3 separate regions of the Homo sapiens genome follow, and regions 2 and 3 are each linked to region 1. The links are chromatin loops, found by intact Hi-C in ENCODE. Cell type or tissue: Caco-2. All regions are shown on one strand. Links, peaks and the distances in the headings refer to the core of each region. The heading gives the core; the rest is flanking DNA.

The links. Peaks named below come from ENCODE experiments on the same cell type or tissue, not always from the same donor. Only the 100,000 strongest peaks of a DNase experiment are listed, where the experiment ranks them.
Region 2: it touches region 1 in a loop (5-fold over the local background); 4 of 110 quality-filtered maps call a loop at or near these places.
Region 3: it touches region 1 in a loop (5-fold over the local background); 3 of 110 quality-filtered maps call a loop at or near these places.

The regions. Positions count from the first base shown.
Region 1 is chr1:214,410,248-214,417,914 of GRCh38, forward strand. It overlaps PTPN14 (protein tyrosine phosphatase non-receptor type 14), which reads right to left. Exons shown (of 19, transcript NM_005401.5): 4 at 4,382-4,479; 5 at 1,437-1,504. It overlaps LOC124904508 (a long non-coding RNA gene), which reads left to right and starts at 6,911. Exons shown (of 3, transcript XR_007066875.1): 1 at 6,911-6,999; 2 at 7,458-7,667. In Caco-2, for the core only: no CTCF peak of the experiment used is centred there; DNase peaks (open chromatin) are centred at 4,414 and 4,684.
Region 2 is chr1:214,503,205-214,510,871 of GRCh38, forward strand. The region is part of intron 1 of PTPN14 (protein tyrosine phosphatase non-receptor type 14); the gene reads right to left. Among named protein-coding and RNA genes, the nearest start is that of PTPN14, 45 kb to the right of the region's middle. RefSeq lists an enhancer at 1,800-2,777. In Caco-2, for the core only: no CTCF peak of the experiment used is centred there; DNase peaks (open chromatin) are centred at 3,539 and 4,107; H3K4me3 peaks cover 711 bases.
Region 3 is chr1:214,345,831-214,353,497 of GRCh38, forward strand. PTPN14 (protein tyrosine phosphatase non-receptor type 14) reads right to left here. Exons shown (of 19, transcript NM_005401.5): 19 at 2,870-7,667. Among named protein-coding and RNA genes, the nearest start is that of SMYD2, 69 kb to the left of the region's middle. In Caco-2, for the core only: no CTCF peak of the experiment used is centred there; DNase peaks (open chromatin) are centred at 3,383 and 4,111.

The DNA of each region.
Region 1 (7,667 bases), core at 2,893-5,392:
TTTCTTCTAGTGTTTTATACTTTCAGGTCTTACATTTAAGTCTTTTTTTTTTCTTTTTTTTTTTTTGAGACAAAGTCTTGCTTTGTGGCCAGGCTGGAGTGCAGTGGCACAATCTCGGCTCACTGCAACCTCCACCAGGGGTTCAAGCGATTCTCCTGCCTCAGCCTCCTGAGTAGCTGGGACTAGAGGTGTGTGCCACCAAGCCCAGATAATTTTTGTAGTTTTAGTAGAGATGGGGTTTCACCATATTGTCCAGGATGGTCTCCACCTTTTGACCTTGTGATCCGGCCGCCTAGGCCTCCCAAAGTGCTGAGATTATGGGCGTGAGCCACCGCGCCTGGCCACATTTAAGTCTTTAATACATTTTGAATTTACTTTTGTACAAAGGGTGAGATAAGGATCCAAATTCAGTCCTCTGCATGTAGATGGCCAGTTTTCCCAGCACCAATTGCTGAATATACTGCCCTTTCACCAGTGTGTTCTTGGCCCCTCTGTTGAAAAATCTATTGGTTTTAGATGTGTGTGATTTACTTCTGGGTGTTCTATTCTTTTCCATTGGTCATTGTGCCTATTTTTTTGCTAGTCCCATATTGTTTTAATTACTATAGCTTTGATATACAGTTTGAAATAAGGTAGTGTGGTATCTCCTGCTTAGTTCTTTTGCTCAAAATTACTTGGGCTATTTGGGGTCTTTGGTGACTCCAAATGAATTTTAGGATTGTTTTCTATTTCCATGAAGAATGATGTTGGAATTTTGATAGGGATTGCATTAATTTGTAGATTACTTTTGGCAGACATTTTAACAATATTGATTCTTCCAATCCACGAAGATGGGGTATCTTTCCATTTGTGTCATCTTAAATTTCTTTCATCAATGTTTTATAGTTTCCAGCATACAGAATTTTCACCTCCTCAGTTAAATTTACTCCTAGGTATTTTTTTTTAATGCTATTGTAAATGGGATTGTTTTCTGCCAACTCTCACTACTTCTATTAAACATAGTACTGGAAGTCCTAGCCAGAGCAATTAGGCAAGAGAAATAAAAAGCAGCCAAATGGGAAAGGAAGAAGTAAAACTGTGCTTGATGATGACATGATCTTATATGTAGAAAACCCTAAAGATTCCACAAAAAAACTGATAGAACTGAGAAACAAATTTAGTAAAGTTTCAGGTTACAAAATCAGCATAGAAAAATCAGTAGCATTTTTATATACTAATAAGAAACTATCTGAAAAAGAAATTAGGGAAGTGTCTTGAGGCAGAAGAAGGCATTTTTACCTTCTCAGTGTGTTTTATAAAACTTGCCCCTACTTTATAAACCCATCGACTTTTTCCCCAGGGAATATGCATATGTAAAATCCTGAAATTTTCAAAGGAAAGAACTAAATGTCCAAAGAAGGTAGAAAATTAATTAAGAAAAATGAAATTACACTTACCATAGGAAATAGCACATACTCTCTGAGGAAATCTTGAGAATCAAACTGATTATAGTCTCCAAAATCAGCTGAGAAGAAAAGAAGATGGAAGGGCAGTATTTATTATATGAAATTAAAGATGGAATAAAATAGGGCAAACTCATCACTACATTATTCTTCACATTTCATCCTATTTCTCACTATTATTAAATAAAAATAGTGCCAAGATATGTTTGACATAGTTACTTTTATCTAACAATATGGTAAATATCAGCATGTAAGCACCACTACATGAATTTTTAGAAATAATGAAGAAATTTGAAAACAATTCCTAAAGGCCATTTAAAAAATTTTAAACAAACCTATATCTATCTGTTTGTTAAATATGCATCAATTCATATCTTAAGAATATCTGCCAAGAGGACTTTTTAACTCAAGGTTAATCTGGAGAACTGAAGAGCCAAACCCATCTGCATCTTTTCATATATATGCAGCTGGAAATTCCCACTGTAAATCACCCTTGGCAAGCAACCTCAAATATCTTTACACCTTCTAAATAACTTCACATGTTACAAGATGCCAAAAATTCTGTTTTCCCTGTTTTCATGTCACCGTGGTACAGTTTGAGCACATGCAAAATGAAATATATAAAGTCTTGCTTCTTATCTTGCTTGCTCTCCTAAAAACTAAACTTGAATGAAATTTTAATTTCATGTAAAATATTTAGCATCAGATAGAAATGGATCCAGGTATCTTTAAGGTAACAAGAGATATAGGATGAGAGGATACACACACCATGCACCAATGTTGAGAAGTTGCTAGAAGGTAAAAAATAAACGTCAACCTACAAACTCAGCATGTAACAAATTACCAATTAGGTGCAGCATTCAAGAATAGCAAACATCACTCACTCTGCCTATTTCCAAGTTCAATAATTGGTTATCACATTCCACCACAACTTATATTTCTGTTGATGTATCTTTCTAAAAATGCAATAAGCGTTCTCAAAAAAAAGTTATTTGAAAAGGATTAGTTAGAGAAGGTTTCATCAGACTGAACAGCTAGCTTCAAGGACCCAACAAAAAGGGAATCCAGAGTAAGTTCACCAAATTCCTCGAGGATCCTCCAATATCCAGGATGCCCACAATAAGCCTAATGATTGAGTAGTGAGAGGAAAGAGTACATGCAGTAAACAAAGCTTTTTATTTATTTATTTACTTTTTTAGAGACAGGGTCTTGCTTTGTCATCTGGGCTGGGGTGTAGTGAATTGATCATAGCCCACTGCAGCCTCAAACTCCTGGACTCAGGCGATCCTCCCACCTCAGTCTCCTGAGTAGCTGGGACTATAGGTGCACAACACCATACTGGGCTAATTTTTTATTTTTACTTTTTTCGTAGAGACAGAGTCTCGTTTTGTTGCCCAGGGTGGTCTCAAACTCCTGGTTTCAAGTAATCCTCTTGCCTTGGCCTCCCAAAGTGCTGGGATTATAGGCATAAGCCACCACACCCAGCCCAACGAAAGCTTTTTAAAAGAAGAAAGACCCAATTTGACAATGAGGGACATATTGATCTTCTCCATTATTTCAACAATGCTACCTCTGATTTCTCTATCATAACTGGCCATTGTTTCTTCCCCTCCAGTCTTTAAGCAGACAGAGGTGATACATCAGATTTTGCCTGTTTCCATCCACAGAATTACAACAGAAGCTAACTGTATAGAAATTACACTTCTAACAGAAATTGTTAAGTTGTTAATACTTCAGAATGAAAGAGGTCAGGAGAAGGGCTGCCTCTTCAGACACTTAAATCTGAGATGATTCAATTCAGCCCAGTGTTTGGGATGGGAAGTCAGTTCACACCTTCTAAAACAACAGTCCATGCAGGAAGAACCCAGCTGCTGGCTGGCTCACACTTGCAGATAAGCTGGTTTTCAAGAAAATGACTAAAAGGAAAAGTTTCTTTTCAAAAACTATATTACCATCTTCTTGCTTTTTTAAAAAAATGTTTTTAATTTTTACTTTTTGAGACAGAGTCTAGCTTTGTCACCCAGGCTGGAGTGTGGTGGTGTGACCTCAGCTCACTGTAACCTCCACCTCCCACGTTCAAGCGATTCTCGTGCTCCAGCCTCCTGAGTAGCTGGAATTACAGGCGTGTGCCACCATGCTTGGCTAATTCTTGTATTTTTATTAGAGACAAGGTTTTACCATGTTGGCCAGGCTGGTCTCGAACTCCTGACTTCCAGTGATTCACCTGCCTCGACCTCCCAAAGTGCTGGGATTACAGGCATGAGCCACCGCGCTGGCCTATCTTGCTTTCAATATGGCCTATCTTGCTTTCAGTATAACTGAAGGCAGTTAAGCCACCACTCAATAAACCATAATGTATAAAATATACATATAAAGTCCCACACATAACAATTTAGAGAAGGCAAAAAACAGCTATGTAATATAAACCTTTATAGGATGGATTGAAAGATAAATTCAGTCCAATACACATTTGTTGTTTCATGTTACAATCATGGATTTTAAATCTACCTCTTTAATTGCATTAGAATGCATTATACTATAATGTTTAAAGCTATCACACTCAAAGAAGTTGTGATAGTAACACCTTTGCAGCATCAAGCTACAGAATATGACCACATTGTGCCTTGGAATAATTCTGAGAAAATGTTCCACAAACCCTGAAATGTAGCCTTAATTAAAGGCAGAATAAAAGCTGCTATTTCCTCATATAAAACTGTAATTATACAAGCATGAGCAGTTTGCAAACAGCTTTGAGAAATCTACCACCCAGCCACCAAAAATCACTAACTTTGCATTTTTCACGTAAGATAACTTGAAATAAAAAGGGAGCATTACTAAGGGATCATTTAAGTAAATCTAACTTCTCACTCTGAGAGGCCAGCAACACCATGATCAAACAGAAAATGGAATTTCACATGCTGCTCATAACTATGTCTTACCTTGCACAGCTAGGCCGGCTAGCCGAATCACCTGGTCCAATGTACATCGTAATCGCCCTTCAAGCACATCTTTTTTGACTTGCAGGTAATACTGATATCTGTTCATGGGAATAGAGGAACAAACAACCTTAAAAACACATACTTGGAATATATTCCCACAACACAGATGCCTCTAGATGTAAAACCTTGTGTACACAGCAGGACATGCCTGTGATGCTGATAAAGGTCATTTCTATAAAAGATGGAAAGTGACCTCTGCCTGTGTTTATCTTTGTTTGATGTAGCAGGTGCCACATCCTGTTCATTCTGAGCTTGAGAGGATTCTCATCACATCACTTATTTGTAGGCCAGCGGGATAAACCACTGATAAGGACCAGGTCCTCATAACAGAATCCGAGAATGAAAATACTTTTGCACACCTGGAGACCCACGACAACACGACTGCCAAAGCTACACTCAACAGTGTGCGTTCCTGAATGCATTCTAGAAACACATCACCTTTCAAACTCAAAAGTTCGGTAAGGCAGATCACAAACAGGCCAAATAATTTGTAATTCCACTAAAAAATCAAATACAGTTTTCACCTTACACATCTGTGAATCAGAAAAATCTAATCTGATGCAACTTTCGAAACTGAAGTAAATTCTCAAACCAGCAAAGTACAGATGGACAGAATCGTGCCCAAACACATCAAGTCTCAGACTAGACAAGTGCCCTCAGGAGCTAATACAGTGTACTGTTTCCCTACCAATAAAATAGCCCTCTTAGAATTACCTAAAACATTTAGAAAACTTCTCACTCAAGACGTTTATTTCCCAGGACTCCACTTCCTTTGCCCATACTCTCAACACATAGTCACAACGACAACAATCACATTTCTCTAGCATTAATTCCTGGTAAATGCTAACAATCCTTTTGCTCCTGGTAACTGTAACTCTGTATTTTAACTTCACTTTGGCATCTCAATCAAGGGAACCCATAAGTGAACCAAAGCCCAACTTTCCTGGAGAGAGGCAATCGGCGCTGAGAGCTAATTACTGCTGGCTCTACCATGTTGATGTCACAGGCATCATTACACATCAGTCAATCCAATGCCTGTTTGAGGGAAGGAACTGGGCTCCGTGCATGCTCCAGTAGAGTCCTTCTTCTCTCCTCTTGGGTGTACTAAACAGGATAAAGACAGCCATACCACTCTTTGGTGGGAAAAACCTATACTCAAATCAGAAGGGCAAACACTGGGAGTTACTTAAAAATCCTTTTTAGTCAAACCTAATATGGGCTAGAAAAAATCACGAAGCAAAACAAAAAGCAAAATCTCAAGGTAGAAAAGAATGGTAAATTTCACTGATTCCTACTAATTATAAAATGTTTGAATCTCATCTACATGCCATTCATTCCTTCTCATCTTTCTGGAGTGGTTTTGACTTATTTGCTGCTCTCCAAGCCAGAAAGACAAACAGATATTTTAACCCATAGCTATCATTCATGCACTTTCTATGGGTGTAAGTCTGCTAGATGCTGAGTAGTATCTTGGAGAGTGCTAAAACAGTCTCCACCTTACAAGGATGCACATATCTTTTTGATCGCTGTGATCATGTTTTTGTCTAGTGTACTATCTAAGGATTCAGTGATTAAGAACCAAGGAGTAAAACATCTGAAAAGGTGTTAACCTGGCATCATCTGCCAGAGGTAGAGCTTTGTTACCTGTTACCTTGGAGATGAAAATGATCAGCTAAGATTATTTATTAGAGAATACCTTTGGGAGTTGACCAGTAACCAATTAATCTGCCACCAAAACAACAGCTCTAGTTCTTAAAAATCTGCTGCTTCCAACTTTCATCTACAGCTACCATTTGTATAATGTGTCAGCAAGTTCTATTACAGATCCATTCTATCCTAGGAAACAGTGACTCACAATCCACTAGCAAGGAACACCAGGAACATTCCTAATCATGTAGGTTGGGTGTAGGATTTTGCTGGAATATAAAAATAAGGAGCTGAAGCAAGCAGGGCTCTCTCCTGGAAGCCATCCAAACTAGGAGAGAATCTAAACAGCAGCAATGATAGGGTGCTATTACCACGAGATTGTGGGTACTACTGTGTAAGACTGCAGAAACGAGAATGAAATTCAAACCACTTTGAAAATTGTTTGGCTGGTACAATTTTGCACAAAAGGCAGTTTTATAAAATATTATAATTCTATCGAATATGATGACTAAATTTGACAACAGGAGTTGAAATTCTATTTCTAGAATGCCTGCTCTTTGCTTATTTCTCATTAGCGATTCAATTATAACAGTAGTAAAATATAACAGTGAATTCTATTTTGGAAGCATGCAATTTCATGGAAGTATACTCCACCCTGTCATAGCTTTGGGTGGAGGGGAAAAGGAAAAAAAAAAACAACAATTTTCATGCCAGGAAAGTAAGCATTTGCCAACTTTCCAAAGAGATCCTCTTTGAAAATCCAAGCTCACAAGGAAAACTTTTTAATATTTTTCATATTCAAAGACCTGGAAATAGTCCATCTGACTCTTGAGGCCCAATGAATGGTTTTAGGTTAGGATTCTGCTCTGCCTCTAAGAATTGGTGAACATAATTTTGCTTCTCGAATGAAGGTAAAATTTTGTATTTTCAAATTTTTAAATTTTGTTTTTAAAGATTAACTTTTTATTAAATACAGATTTGTCGGGGTGAAATAAAAAAGGCGTCCTAATAATCAGTGTTATCTATTGGGAACTAACATGCTATGACCTAGTCTCTGGGGGCCTCATCTATCTAGAATCTCCTCATCCGATGGTAAGAAAATAAGTGACTTATCCAAGTCACTTCCTCCCATAGGAGTTTGAAAAATCAAGTTTGAAAAAATGCCCTGTTGGGTCAAATCAACAGAGCCTTCAGTACTTTTGACAGAGTATCAAAGGATCCCTTCAAAATTATAGCCCATAACAATATCTTCAACATTTAGAGATGAATTGCTAAGATCTTCATGCTCTCTTTTAAATTCATGTATGAGGAATTTATCTCAGCACGTCTGCAACTGTGTTTTACTTGCAATTCTGTTCATGCTTCTCAGAGTGAGCAGGTCCGTGTGGTGTTCTGAAAGCATGGGCTGTATTACCACAGAACTACAAATAAGGCACCAGGAACTCAGAGGCCGGGTACGTGTTGCTTTTAAAATATTTCACCCACCCCTCCCCACAAGTGAAATCTTCATTCCAAGTCCAGTTCAGCAGACGTGCCCAAAACAGGAGAGAGCCATGTAAAACGGTTAAAGCCTTGGCAT
Region 2 (7,667 bases), core at 2,713-5,212, 93 kb after region 1:
TATGAAAGGCACTATTCTAAGTACTTTACAGGAACTCATTAAATCTTCAAAACTAATATCTAATGACATGTAAGAGATAATCTGTCCTAAGTATATGTGAGTATTGAAGATGAAGTAGGAAAGACGTTGACTTCTTTTTTAGATATGGCATCTTTGACACAGCTCAGTAATCAGAAGGACTGAATCTTAGAAGAGACTGAAGCCAGAATTTAACGGCAGCTGCCTCGCTTCCATTTTTATGTCTAATATGTAGACGTACATTTGTAAGACAAAATAAACATTTAAAATAGAGTTTAAGAAACAGAAAACTCAAAATTGGCATTCTATTTTCACTTCAAATCTCGGTACAGAATTATTACATTTCAGTCAGCTCTCCTCAGGTTCATTCTTCCCTTTCCTCTCTCAAAGCAAAGTGCAGCACTGTCATATGTGGTCTTGTGATCCCACTAGTGTGATGTTGGTCAATAAACAATTAGTCGGTGTAATTCGGTAAAATCCTATGATGTACTTAGCTGCAGGAAGAACACACACTAATGTCAGCAATGTTGTGAGTCATTTTATTTTATCTGCATATAAAGTGTTTGTATGCGTTCAGCAGCAAACACACCCGACATCACCTACTTCAATAAGGTTTGCCTTATGGCTTTTTGTTTATTTATTTTAGATCAAAGGTGAGTCTCTGAGCTTCCACAGTAAGGACAAGCCTAGAGCAAATGATGCTTCTTGGGACTCTCATCATTTTGTACATAGGGCTTTCTTGTGATGGAGAAGTGTGAGAAATAGTCAGGAAACTTGGGTGCCTTCCTCAAACACACCTCTTCTGTAGAACCAGAGAATGGTCATAGGAATGCTGCGAATAATGTCACCACTTTCCCATTCCTCCCCAACTAGTAATGAGAATGTGGAAAACTCAGCTTAAAACTAAAGAAAAATCTTTCAATTTACATTATAGAACATTGAACAACTGCCGCTGCCTCTCCGTTAGCCCTACCTCTGCGAAGACCTTTATATTACACTCGAGGAGTCAGAAATACCATAGGAAGGCGACCCACAGTCAATCACCACATAGCCAGATAGGAAACCTTTTAGCCATGGTTGCATCCAAGCACATGGCAAGCACCGGGCAATGGGCAGCTGCCTCAAACACACCATTCCTGAGAACAGACTCAGCATCAGGTACTTCTGATGCATTATTCTCTCCTGATCTTACAGCAAAGCCCTGGAAGCCTGTGCTCTTCCTGTCGCACCAAAACTGCCTTCTGCCCTCAATCATTTTCCCGTAGCTGTCATGTCCAACTTGACGCAAGCAAATGGCAGGCACCCAGGAACGGGGCTCTTAGGACCACAATGTCCACAGAGGTGATGTCCCAGCCCCATCTCTGAATGACAAGAGTAGCACACCCATTAGCCATGAAATCGTACTAAGACACTTCCACCAAATTAAATTATTTCCAAGGCACCACCCTGCTAGGCCCTGGGGAAATGATGGTGAATGAGGCAAGGCACCAGCCTGAATGAGCTTAATCGAGGGGAGACCAATCCCAGGATAAGGGCTGGGTACAGAATGCTGGGGAATTTTCCTGCAGGAGGTAAGGTAACATACTGAATCTGCAGACAAGTAGGACTGGCTTGGACTAGGAAAAAGGAACTACCTTAGAGTAACAGGAAAGACTTGGTACTTACTGCATAAAGAGGGTGAAGGAAAATGAGTTTAGGTTGATCCAAACCCCCAGTGTGTTTAACTTCATCAGAGGTGACACCCTCACCAAGGTAGGGAATATAGGAGAAAAGATAGGTTTAAGGAAAAAGTAGATGAATTCTGTCTAAGAATTCTCTGTTTAAGATACTTGTGGCCAGTCTCATGGAAAGATCCTGACAAGCAGTTGAAATTTGGGGGCCCCCAACGAGAGGTCTGAGTTAAATATGAGTTCATTGTGGCGGTCATGTGAACAAACCCAGCTGTGAATACCCGCCAGGGAAAAAAAAAAAAGTGTGACAGGAGGACATGGGATCCAATGCTAGATGACACCTGACACCTACATTCAATGGGTGACCAGCAGGAGGAGAACCTTCAACAAACAGTGAAAGGGAACACCCAGGGAAGCAGGAGAAACATCTCGAGCAGGGGACTACCCGAGATGGTAACGCTTCAAGGAGAAGGATCTGGTCAATGTCCAATTCCAAAGGGAGGTCAGATAAGGACTGAAAAACATTCACCATGGCCAACAGGAGATGGCTGGTCCCTTCGGGGGGGTGGGGTGGTCAGTGCCCACACAGTGGTGGAGCTGCCAGCTGCGATGTAAGGAGCTGAGGACGGAATGGGAGATGCAGCAGCCTCAGAACTTTCTCAAGAGGCTTAGCTACAAAGAAAAGAGCTCAGCCTTTCATTACTTTTTCTTAATAGTTTGCAGCTGGGTGCAGTGTCTCACGCCTGTAACCCCAAAACTTTGAGAGGCCAAAGCTGGAGGATTGCTTGAATTCAGAAATTTGAGACATGCCTAGGCAACACAGCAAGACGTCACCTCTCCCAAAACTTTTTAAAATTAGCCGAGGTGGTGGCATGTGTCTGTAGTCCCAGCTACTGGGGAGGCTGAGGCAGGAGGATCACTTGAGTCTGGGAGTTTGAGGCTGCAGTAAGTTATGATTGTGCCACTGGACTCCTGCCTGGACAACAGAGTTAGACTTTGTCTCAAAAAAATCGAGTTTGTAATAAGCAGAAAATATTCCAACTCAGAGCGAATAGTCAGTTCAGCACAGATTTACAATGAACTCTCTCAGGGTAAACCTAAGCCCAGACACAGAGACAGAGAGACACTGGCCACGTAACCATGCATCCACTGCTTAGGCAGCAGTGAGATTACTATGAAGAAGGGAAGCCAAGGACAATTCCTTCGATTACTAAGGAAAGGAAACTAAGACTGATAACAAGTTAGGAATCATCAATAGCATTAATCGAAAAACTTCTCAGAACTGGGAAGAGCCAATTTCCGCTAGCTTTTTTCCTAAATATAAAAACTGGCCAGGCACGGTGGCTCACACCCTGTAACCTCAATGCTATGGGAGGCCACAGTGGGAGGATTGCTCGAGGTCAGGAATTCGAGACCAGATTGGGCAACACAGGAGGCCCCGTCTCTTAAATTTTTTTTTTTAAAATTTTTTAAATGAGCTGGGTGTTGGTGGCATGTGCCTATAATTCCAGCTACTCCCGAGGCTGAGACGGAAGGACCACCTGAGTTGCAGAGTTCAGGGCTGCAGTAAGTTGTGATGGTGCCACTGCACTCCAACCTGGAAGATAGAGATCCTGTGTCTAAAAGAAGAAAATAAATAAATAAATAAATATAAAAACTATTTCTAATGTTTACAGAATGTTTTTTAAGTAGGCAAGAATGCCAAAACCTTTAATTGGATGTGACAAACGGTAAAAGTGAAACTGTATCTTCGTGGTAGTGGGGTTCTGCCAGGTGGCCAATGCTCATTAACCAGGGATACAGGTGGCTCTCTCCCTGGAGTCAGCCATCACATAACTGACGCTGCACCCAGCACAAAACAGCCCCTGTGAGGGGAGGGAGACCTCGAATTTTTCTTTGCTCCCTTTATTTTCTTTCAAAAATCTTTTTCCAGTCCAGATGACTGGTCCTCATAAACAAGAATGTCTCGGTGGCATGTGCAGCATAACACACTAACATCTGCTAACAAGAGCGCGGGTTTTTTTTTTTTTCCATGTTTTGTACTGAGGAAAGGACCACTTTATATTGTCTCTACACAGCTGTGTTTAAGTTAAATGAAAATTCGATAGCAATCATTCTACTCGTCTCTAAAAGATGACAAACCATTCATGGATATCACCTGCTTTCTTTACCAAGAATGAGTCATAAAACTTCTGTGATATGCAAATGTTATTTGCAAAAGAAAAAAAAACTTCACAGTTCCACATACTTTAAAAAACAAACTATGAAAGGTATATGGTCTTAGTCAAAGGTAAGGAATGGTTAACCATTATTCATTCTGAGCAGTAGGTCTCATCAAAGATTAGGTGTATCTCTGGCATGTTGCAGGGATTAACCATTAACCCACTGGCTAACAATCTCCACTACCATGCCCCACCCCCATCCTTTTCAGCCCTCCATGTCTGCAAACCAGAAAGGCAGGAATGCCTCCTGTCTCTAAGGCTACAGATTTGATTAATCCTGCATCCATGCTCTATCAGTAAAGGACATCTCAGAAGTCAAGACACAGCATATATACCTTTTTATAATTAATCCTGAGTCAGTATAGCTCATCCTAGAAGAACACTTTCAAGACATATATAGAACACCTTTTAACAATGAAACTACAAATCAGCTGTCACAGAGTTAAATTTATTCTTCTCTAGGATTTGGGGACAGTAGACATGACCACTGTTTGCACCAAACTGATGTAATCAACTTTCTTTTGTTCCAGTCAATATCAATTACAGGCATATCTCGGAGACATTGTGGGTTTGGCTCCATACCACTGCGATAAAACGAATCTCACAATAAAGCAAGTCACACAAACTTTTTGCTTTCCCAGTGCATATAAAAGTTATGTTTGTTTTACACTATTAGTCTATAAAGTGTGCAAAAGCATCATGTCTAAAAAGCCAATGTTACCTTAATTTTAAAATGCTTTATTGTAGTCCCCACTACTCAGGAGGCTGAGGCGGAAGGATCCATTGAGCCCAGAAGTTCCAGGCTGCAGTGAGCTATGATTGAACCTGTCAATAGTCACAGCACACCAGCCTGCGCAACATAATGAGACTCTATCTCTAAGAAAAAAAAAAATACTGTATTGCTAAAAAAGGCTAAGGATCATCTAAGCCTTCAGCAAGTCCTAATGTTTTTGCTGGTGGAGGGTCTTGCCTTGATGTTGATGGCTGCTGATCAGCATGGTGGCTGCTGGAAGTTGGGTGGCTATGGCCATTTCTTAAAATAAAGACAATGAAGTTTGCCACATCAGTTGACTCTTCCTTTCATGAAAGATTTCTCTGGAGAACCCAATGCTGTTTGACAGCATTTTACCCACAGTAGAGTATCTTTCCAAATTGGAGTCAATCCTCTCACACTCTGCCACTGCTTTATCAACTAAGTATATGTTATATTCTAAATCCTTTCTTGTCGTTTTAACAATGTTCACAGCATCATCACCAGGAGTAGATTCCATCTCAGGAAACCACTTTTTTTGCTCATCCATAAAAAGTAACCCTCATCCTTTCAAGTTTTATCATGAGACCGCAGCAATTCAGTCCCATATTCAGGCTCCACTTCTAATTCTAGTTCTCTTGCTATTTCCACCACCTCTGCAGTTACTTCCTCTGCTAAAGTTTGAACCCCTCAAAATCATTCATGAGACTTGGAATCAATGTCTTCCAAACTCCTGTTATTATTATTTTAACCTCCTCTCGTGAATTGGGAATGTTGTTAATGGCACTGAGAATGGTAAATCCATTCCAGGTTTGCAATTTACTCTGCCCAGATCCATCACAGGAAACACTATCTACGGCAGCTATAGCCTTAAAAAATGTAGTTCTTAAATAATAAGACTTGAAAGTCGAAATTACTCCTTGATCCATGGGTTGCTGAATGGATGCTGTGTTAACAAGCATGAAAGCAACGTTCATCTTCTTATACATCTCCATCAGAACTCTTGGGTGACAAGATGCATTGTCAATGAGCAATAACATTTTGAAAGAAATTTTGTTAGAGCCGTAGGTCTCAACAGTGAGCTTAAAATATTCAGTAAACCATGCTGAAAACAGATGTGCTATCATCCAGGCTTTGTTGTTCCATTTACAGAGCACAGGTAGAGTAGATTTAGCATAATTCTTAAAGACTCTAGGATTTGGGGAATGATCAATGAGCACTTACTTCAACTTAAAGTCATCAGCTGCAATAGCCCCTAAGAAGAAAGTCAGCCTGTCCCTTGAAGTTTTGAAGCCAGGCACTGACTTCTCCCTAGCTATGAAATTTCTAGAAAAGGCTGTTTCATCCACATTGAAAATCTGTTATTTAGTGTAGCCACCTTCATCAGTGATCTTAGCTAGATCTTCTGGATAACTTGCTGCAGCTTCTACATCAGCACTTGCTGCTTAAACTTGCACTTTCATGTTATGGAAACAGCTTCTTTCCTTAAACTTCATCAGTCAACCTCTGCTAGCTCCAGCTTTTCTTCTGCAGCTTCCTCACCTCTCTCAGTCTTCACAGAATTGAAGAGAGTTAGGGCTTAGCTCGGGATTAGGCTTTGGCTTAAGGAAAGTTTGTGGTTGGTTCAATCTATCCAGACCACTCAATTTTTCTCCCTATTAGCAATAAGGCTGTTTTGCTGTTGCTGTTGCACATGTTATCATTCATGTGGTTCACTGGAGTGGCAATTTTTATTTCTTTCAAGAACTTTTCCTTTCAGTCACAACTTAGCAAACTGGCACAAGAGGATTATAAATCATGCTACTATAAAGACACATGCACATGTATGTTTATTGCAGCACTATTCACAATAGCAAAGACTTGGAACCAACCCAAATGTCCATCAATGATAGACTGGATTAAGAAAATGTGGCACATATACACCATGGAATACTATGCAGCCATAAAAAAGGATGAGTTCACGTCCTTTGTAGGGACATGGATGAAGCTGGAAACTATCATTCTGAGCAAACTATTGCAAGGACAGAAAACCAAACACCACATGTTCTCACTCGTAGGTGGGAATTGAACAATGTGAACACTTGGACACAGGGTGGGGAACATCACACACCGGGGCCTTTCAGGTAGCTTTCAGGCTATCTTGGCTTTCAATGTCTCCCTCACTAAATTTAATCATTTCTAGATGTTGCTGAGGTAACTGTAGGGTTCTTAATTGGCCTAATTTCAATATTGTTGTGTCTCAGGGAATAGGGAGGCGGGAGGAGAGGGAGAGATAAGGGAGGGAGTGGCTGGGCCATAGAACAGTCAAAACACACACAACTTTTATCAATTTAGTTTGCCATCTTATGTGGCACAGTTTGTGACACCCCAAAACAACTACAACATTAACATCAAAGATCCCTGATCACAGATCACTTTAACAGATATCAAGATAATGAAAGCGTCTGACATATTGTGAGAAATGCCAAAATGTGACACAGAGACTTGAAGTAAGCACGTGCCGTTGGAAAAACAGACTTGCTCAATGCATGGTTGTCACAAACCTTCCATCTATACAAGAAAACAGCAATACCTGTGAAACGCAATAAAATGGTGTATGCCTGTAATGACATTGCAATGAAATACAAAGATCACTTATTTACTTTTCCTATAGGTCCACTTTAGTTTTTCAATCCTTTCTGAATACACTAAACTCTGCCATTATCAGATGGTTCAGCTTTCTGAATAAAAACTCACACTCAGTTCTACTTCTCCTTCACCTGATTTGCCCTCCCAATCTCACCCCAAAAAGTTTAATCAGCTTCCATAGAGAAGTGCTCTCAGGAGGTAAGGCAATCCCTCTACTTTGGACACATAGCTAGAGACCATCTCCATATGTTTGGACTTGGTCTGGGCAGTTCTATGCCTTGGCTACCACACAGTAGGTCCTCTGTGAATGAATGATCTGTCCTCCAAGATCTGGCTTAAAGCCAGAGGCCAGAGTCCCCAGGTATAGTTATCAATTTG
Region 3 (7,667 bases), core at 2,624-5,123, 65 kb before region 1:
CTCACGCCTGTAATGCCAGCACTTTGGGAGGCCGAGGCGGGTAGATCACAAGGTCAGGAGATTGAGACCATCCTGGCTAACATGGTGAAACCCCGTCTCTACTAAAAATACAAAAAATTAGCCAGGCTTGGTGGCGGGCACCTGTAGTCCCAGCTACTCGGGAGGCTGAGGCAGGAGAATGGCGTGAACCTGGGAGGCGGAGCTTGCAGTGAGCCGAGATCGCACCACTTCACTCCAGCCTGGGTGACAGAGCGAGACTGTGTCTCAAAAAAAAAAAAAAAATTGTCTCACTAAAACAAAAGAGCCTCCTATCACCCTTGATATGAAATTCCAGAATTTTCTGTGATACCACATGGCCATTGCTTGTTTTGCTATATGTTAATGTCTTTCATAATAACTTCTGAGCTCTGTATATATTGGGGTATTAGCTCCTTGTCATATATTAAAAATATTTTTACTCTAGTTGTCCATTAACTTTATTTTTCATGACCCTTGCTGTACAAAAGCAGATTGTTTTCATCTTTAAGTGAATAAAACTATTACTGGTTTATTGTAAAAAGTAATATTAATTTTTATTTAAATCTTTCATCTAGCTAGAATTTTTTTTTTTTTTTTTTTGAGACTGAGTCTCGCTCTGTCACCCAGGCTGGAGTACAATAGCGCAATCTCGGCTCACTACAACCTCCGCCTCCCGGGTTCAAGCGATTCTCCTGTCTCAGCCTCCTAAGTAGCTGGGATTACAGGCATGCGCCACCACGCCTGGCTAATTTTTGCATTTTTAGTAGAGACAGGGTTTCACCACGTTGGTCTGGCTGGTCCCAAACTCCTGACCTCGTGATCCACCCGCCTCGGCCTCCCGAAGTGCTGGGATTATAGGCGTGAGCCACCACGCCGGGCAGAATTGTTTAATAAGATATACAGGCCAAGCATGGTGGCTCATGTGTGTAATCCCAGCACTTTGGGAGTCCAAGGTGGGCTGATCACTTGAGCCCAGGAGTTCAGGATGAGCCTGTGCAACATGGCAAAACCCCATCTCTATAATAAATACAAAAATTAGCCGGGCGTGGTGGTGCATGCCTGTAGTCCCAGCTACTTGGGAGGCCGAGGTGGGATCACCCGCGCCCAGGAGGCACAGGGTTCAGTAAGCCAAGATCGTGCCACTGCACTCCAGGCTGGGCGACAGAGCGAGACCCAGTCTCAAATAAATAAAAATAATAAAATATCCCATGGTATTCCTTAATAAATTTTAGTTTTCATTTATTGAATTACTTGTTGAATTATTTATTATTTTCCCATGCTGATTTGGAAGGGTACCATTATCATTTCTCTAAGACTTTGGTTTATTTCTGCAGTATTTCATTCTATTGATCTATTCTTGTGCCAGTAAAATACTCTATTGTTGCACTGCAAAACTTTTAGTATATACTAGGGCTAATCCTTCTGGGTTCCCTTGAATTTTTCTGGTGGTGTTGTGATTTTTTTATTGGACTTGCACTAGAGTCAGTGATATACAGAGAACTGGCCTCTTCAGGAGTCTTCCTATTCAAGAATGTGGTAAGTTTATCAATTTGTCTAAGTTTTGCCTCAGAAGGAGTTTTGCTGTGTTTATACAAGTCTCATTTATTCTTTTTGTTAGATGTTTCTTTTCTTTAGCTGAGTTTTTTTTTGCACCCATTATGTTTCTTAACTAGTAAATCTGGTGAGTTTTTCCCATTTATTTTCATTAAATAAAATAAGAGGTAAAATCACATAAAATAGCCATATTTGGTTCTGGTATTGTCATCTTATTGCATATTTGTGTGTGTGCGTTGCTGTTTCTTATACTTATCTTTAGTTTTGTGGGGAATTATTCTGTTTCTCTCTTTTTAAAAATTTTCTTCCCCAGCTCTGCTAACAGTATATTTGGAGACAAATACGTCTACCAGGTTACTGTTTTCTCTCTCAATTATGTAACAAACCTCTACTTTTTCTGTTTATCAACCAAAGAAAAGAAACTGGTTCTATTTGCTCAGCTCACAAAAGAGAAAATGAATTAGTGTATCTGTTCTCCTGCCATTCTACCCGATTTATCTCCATTTTCATTGGCCTATTTTGTCTACTATCATCTTTTTTAACATTATGTAGCCTTTCTTTCAATAATTATAATTGCTTTGTTGCCACAGTCACCATAGAGAATTAAGTGTATGTTTAATGAGATTTGCTTGCCATATCCTCTCACCCCAGAGTGGCTTACAGTATTCTCATTTTTTTGATGTGAAACTAGTTGGGATCTCTGGTAGTTCAACAACTGCTTGTATAGTCATGGGGTTGTCAATGCATTACTGGGAGAAGTTGTTATACTTTTCTGTTACTTACCAAGGATACATAAAGCATCTACCCACATATGAGGGGTTCACCGTGAATGTGCTATGGTGGTTACTGGCTGAAAGTCTGGGACAGGACAGCCACCTTTAAACCTGGACACAAGTTGAGCTGTTATAAAGCTGAAAGGCAAAAGCAAGAATTTAAATTTTCTACAGCAGCCTGGTTGGTGCCTGCCTTTTCCACATCAACAGTTTGGTACCTGAGTAAATGACAGTGAAGGAGGAGTGAGTAGGGGCTTGGAGCTTAACGAGGCTTATTGCTGCATTTGTGAGAAAGACCCATTTCTATGTATTCTTCACTCCACTTGCCTAGTGATCACCCCTTTCAGGTTTCTTCTAACAGTGACAACCTTGGGAATTTCAAACTAAATCTTCAGTATGATAAGGTTATGCAGGACTAAAAACTGGGTAGCAATAAATGGGCTTTAGAAAACAAAGCATGCAGGTTTTCCCAGGCACTTTCAACTAATGCAAACATATACAGTACAGAAAAGAGAAGATGTAACTTTTCTCTGAAAAAAAGGTTTATTGCATATGGAAATCAATAGATATCTTTTACAAAAAAAGGTTAGAATAAAGATCTCACATTTGTAAAGGCACATATGAAACATTTTATAGCAAGCACAAGGGCAGTGAGAACATCAACAAGGTCCAATATCTAAATAAGACTTTATAAAAACAGATAGGAAACAGTGCAAAAAATACTGTCAAAGTCAGTTCTATACACCTCATAACTGTGTATACAACTGGCAAGCATAAGCTTATTTACTGATATAAAATAGCACATAGAATAGCATGCATAGTTTTATTTTAGGCTTTTCATATTATTAAATTGATAGGGAGTCTATACCAAAGTACAGTTGACATGAATAGTGATAAAAATCACTCCCCAGCTTAGGGAATGTCCTATAAACATCTCACCCCTCCCTCTGCTTACAACTACAGTTTGGTAGTAAGGAGACTGGGCTTCCATCTTGCAAGGTGGCAAGCGGCCACCACAGGGGGCGAATGTGCTCTCAGGATCCCAAGTCCCAACCTGGAATGCATTTCTTACGGCAACAACATAAGAGATGGTGATTAAATGTCTGGGTCAGCCCACAAAAGCCAACCAGATCTGGCTATCACAGCCCTCCATTTGGGCTGTGGTGGAGGTCAGTGGGCTTCTATGGGCTGACGCAAGAACCTTAAGAACAAACCGGTTTCTAAGTTGGGGACTTGTCTGTACATCGTTTCAAAATGAAACCTAATAAATGTCATTTGTTTTGAATGATACCAAAATTCACAACATTTTGTGAAACAAAGATCAAGGAAAGCATCAAAATACTGAAGTAGGGAGCACAAGCCTAGTCCAGTGAAACAAACTAGATTAGCTTGTTACTTGATGTAACACAAGTTACATAAGGTTACACATTTATTAGTAATTTGCATATTTAAACCTTTTTTTCCACTGAAGTATCCTCAAGCACATTAATTAGCTATTGAAGGAACAAAGGACATACATAGGAACTCATCTCTGATGAAGAGTAGCTTTATGTCAGAAAGGAGAAGGCTAATGAATTTTTAAGATTCCAAACAGTGGCAAGAAAGTTCAAAGGAAATTGCAGTAAAATTGTACAATGTTCAAGTTGAAAAAAAAAATGGCTCTGAATTACAGCATTCAGTTCTATGCTCAAGGTATGTATTAGCTAACACTGCAGTTGTCAGAGGTGGGAGGCCCCTGAGAAATGCTGAGAATGCCAGGCACCCCAGTTCTGAGAGCCACCCTAGCTAAACTCAAAGCAGCATTCTTGAGATTTTAGCAAAAGGCTCCGCCCCAAGCCACAAAAAGATCCCAATCCAATCTTTTCAGCTTTATCCTCTAAAACCTTTTGTCAGATGAGATAGCATTTGTGTTTCCCAGGAGGAGAAGGTTGGGGAAGAAAATGAAGATAGCTTACATACAGATTTTGGATGACCCGCTAATCTTTCCCCTTCCTAGGTAAGTGAAAACAGATAAAATGTTTCTGGGCAGCCCAAAGGTTTACCACCTGTTTCACTAGAATGGCCAGTCTGTGTAAAGAGGCTATAATGACGAAAGCATTTTCCCTGCAGGGAGAAGCTAGAAACAAATGGGTCTTCCTATACATCAGTCTGCCAAATGCAGCCTCTCTCAATCTATATAAGTTCACCTCGAAATACATATTAAGTACTGCTGTCATCATTGTTTTAAACAGAGCGTCTTTCATTTTTTCTAATAGTGACTGATTCTATCGGCAAGGGAACAAAAGGGTGAGAAAGGGAGCTTCCTGCTTGCTGAGTTTTCTAGCTATTTTCATTCTGGTTATTTTCATCCGCCAGATCTTTTTTTTTTTTTTTTTTTTTTTTTGAGACAAAGTCTCACTCTGTTGCCCAGGCTGGAGTGCAGTGGCATGATCTCGGCTCACTGCAACCTCCACCTCCCGGGTTCAAGCAATTATCCTGCCTCAGCCTCCTGAGTAGCTGGGATTACAGGCATGTGCCACCATGCCTGGCTAATTTTTTTTTTTTTTTTTTTTTTTGTATTTTTAGTAGAGACGGGATTTCACCATGTTGGCCAGGCTGGTCTTGAACGCCTGACCTCAGGTGATCTGCCTGCCTCAGCCTCCCAAAGTGCTGGTTTGATTACAGGTGTGAGCCACCACATCTGGCCATTTGCCAGATCTTATTCTTTGAAACTATACAAGCAATTTTTAAAAAATTAAAATAAGATTTCCTAATTACATATTTCTGAGAGGTTTAAGGCAATGATTCTCTGACGAGGATTAACTCTTACATCTGGGTTGCACTCATAGGGTAGGTAAAGAAAAGAAAAAGTGTACTGTTGAGAGTTGATCCATAAAGCAGATGGGGAAATATGAAAAGGCAGCAGAGGCTGGGTGTAATCCCAGCACTTTGGGAGGCCGAGGGGGGTCATCACGAGGTCAGAGGTTTGAGACCAGTCTGGCCAACATGGCAAAACCCCGTCTCTACTAAAAATATAAAAATTAGCCGGGTGTGGTGGTGCACGCCTATAATCCCAGCTACTTTGGAGGCTGCACTCCAGCCTGCGCAACAGGAGTGAGACACGATCTCAAAAACTAAAAAAAAAAAAAAAAAGAAAAAGAAAAAAAAAAAGGCAGCAGACCCTAAGTGAACAAGGTGCTCATGGAATGAAGAGGGTGACAGCACACAACAGTCCCACCCGTTCCCCTGAACAAGACAAGGAACACCAAAGTCACTGCATGTACATCCCAGTTTTGTGGCCTGAATAGAAACATGACTTGCTCTAAAGGGGAATGTCCTCTGCAGCACCTCTGAGATCACAGGGGAGAAGAATCAAGAAATCCAAGAGCCGGGGCTGCTAACTCTGGGAGCCACATGGGTAAGCAGAATGCTCTGCTAACAAGCAAGGCAAGGAAAGGCTGCCAGCAGCAGGCGAGGGAAGATGGTGCTTTTGATCAGCAAATCCAGGCAAATATGATAAACCACACATCATAATCCATGACATTCATCAAGCTCTACCTCAACAGTGAAGACAGTTTAAAACTATGAGCTAGGGTGAAATAGACTCCAACACTGCTGCAGGCTTTCCCTAGCATGCCACTTGGTGGTTTCCATCACTCTGACATTACAGAAAGGGAGGCAGGGAGTAGGAGAGGCATTCCAGAGTTCAGAAAATTATTTGTGAAACAGAGAACTTTTGGATAGCAACTTCAGGACTGATGCAAAAATCCTTCCTCTCCCTCTTCCCATTTATAGAAACTTTTGAGCAAGTTTATGGCACTTCTGGGAAAGAATGATCCTGATGGCCCAAAGTGTGGCAGAAGGAGCAATGACTTTCCACACAAATGCTTGTCATATTCAGGCTGCCCAGTAGCTCCAGCCCTCCTGCCTTGTAACTCAATGTCCTTGAATTTATTTTTAAAATGGGAAGGCTAAAAACAAAGCTGCAAACGGTAGGAACTGATGCACATCCTCTTCTTTACTGTACCAAACAACAATCATTTTCCAGTCTATGAAATTGATGGATGCCAGACACTCAATGCTAGGCTCATGGACATTTTAATAGAGAATATCTTAGTTTGGCTTTGAGAAAGAAGATGCAGCTATATTAAGCTGAAAAGATAAGAAAGGTAGTCTACTGAATAAAAATACTTACCTATCTGAGTTTCTAACAGAAACACAAAAGCTGAGAGCAGGCTGGATAAAGGCTGAGTGTTGATGGCGCAAGCTGGTGGTCAAGTTTCACAGGGCCCCCTGAATAACACTGACTTCTGGACAACACATTTGAGGTGGCAGAATTTGATGAGATTTCCCCCACATTTCTCCCTGGCACGTTGCTGTTACTTTCAACAGACGCCATCTGTAAGGTCCTTTGCCCCAAAATGTCTTAGAAGCTTAAGTAAAGACAAGAACTATTTTGCTTCCTTGCTCAGCGTTCAAGAGAAGTATCAAATGCAGTTTAACATCTTACAGCTTTATTTCCACCCTATAGGGCCAACTAGTGTGCCAACCATAAGGCTGTAGGCCATTGGAGAATTTGTGTGGTTTCTACAGAAGACCCAAATTTCTCCATTTGGAAACCATGCTGGATGAGCTGTTGCTCTGCTCATGAAAAGAAATCACTAAATAAGAGCATGATGAGTGTCTCAAAACCATTGGCAATATAATAAAACACAGCAGCAGAATAATTGTTGGTAAAACATGGGAATGCTCAATTCCCTAAAAGGGCTACCCTAAGAGCCCAACAGTAATTATGTGGTGCTTCCGGAAATGTCTTACTCTAGGAGCTCCACAGAGTTATTTCTGACACTGAGTAAGAACACAGGTCTGACTCAATCCCATCCCTTGAATCTGTGCTCCCTGGCACACATCCTAGAATGCCCTGTACCCTCCATCCCCCCAACCCCCGCACCTCAAGGGATTGACAGATCTTCCCCAAACGAAAATCAGTAACGAAATAGTTGTCCTTTACCAAAGGGGGCAATCAAGGACCCTCTGAGAATACCAGAATCCATGGATGTTCAAGTCTTTTATATAAAATAGCACAGTATTTGCATATAACCTATGCACATCTCTTGCATACTTTAAATCATCTCTAGATTATTTACAATACCTAACTCAATGCCTACACATCACTTCATTTGTGTGAATTCAATGTAGTATTCAGCATGTGGCAAATTCAACTTTTGCTTTTTGGAACTTTGTGGGTTTCCCCTCTTCCCCAAATATTTTTCAATCTGTACTTGGTTGAATATAGGGATGTGGAACCCACAGATAGGGGTGGTCAACTGTACTCATCTTCAC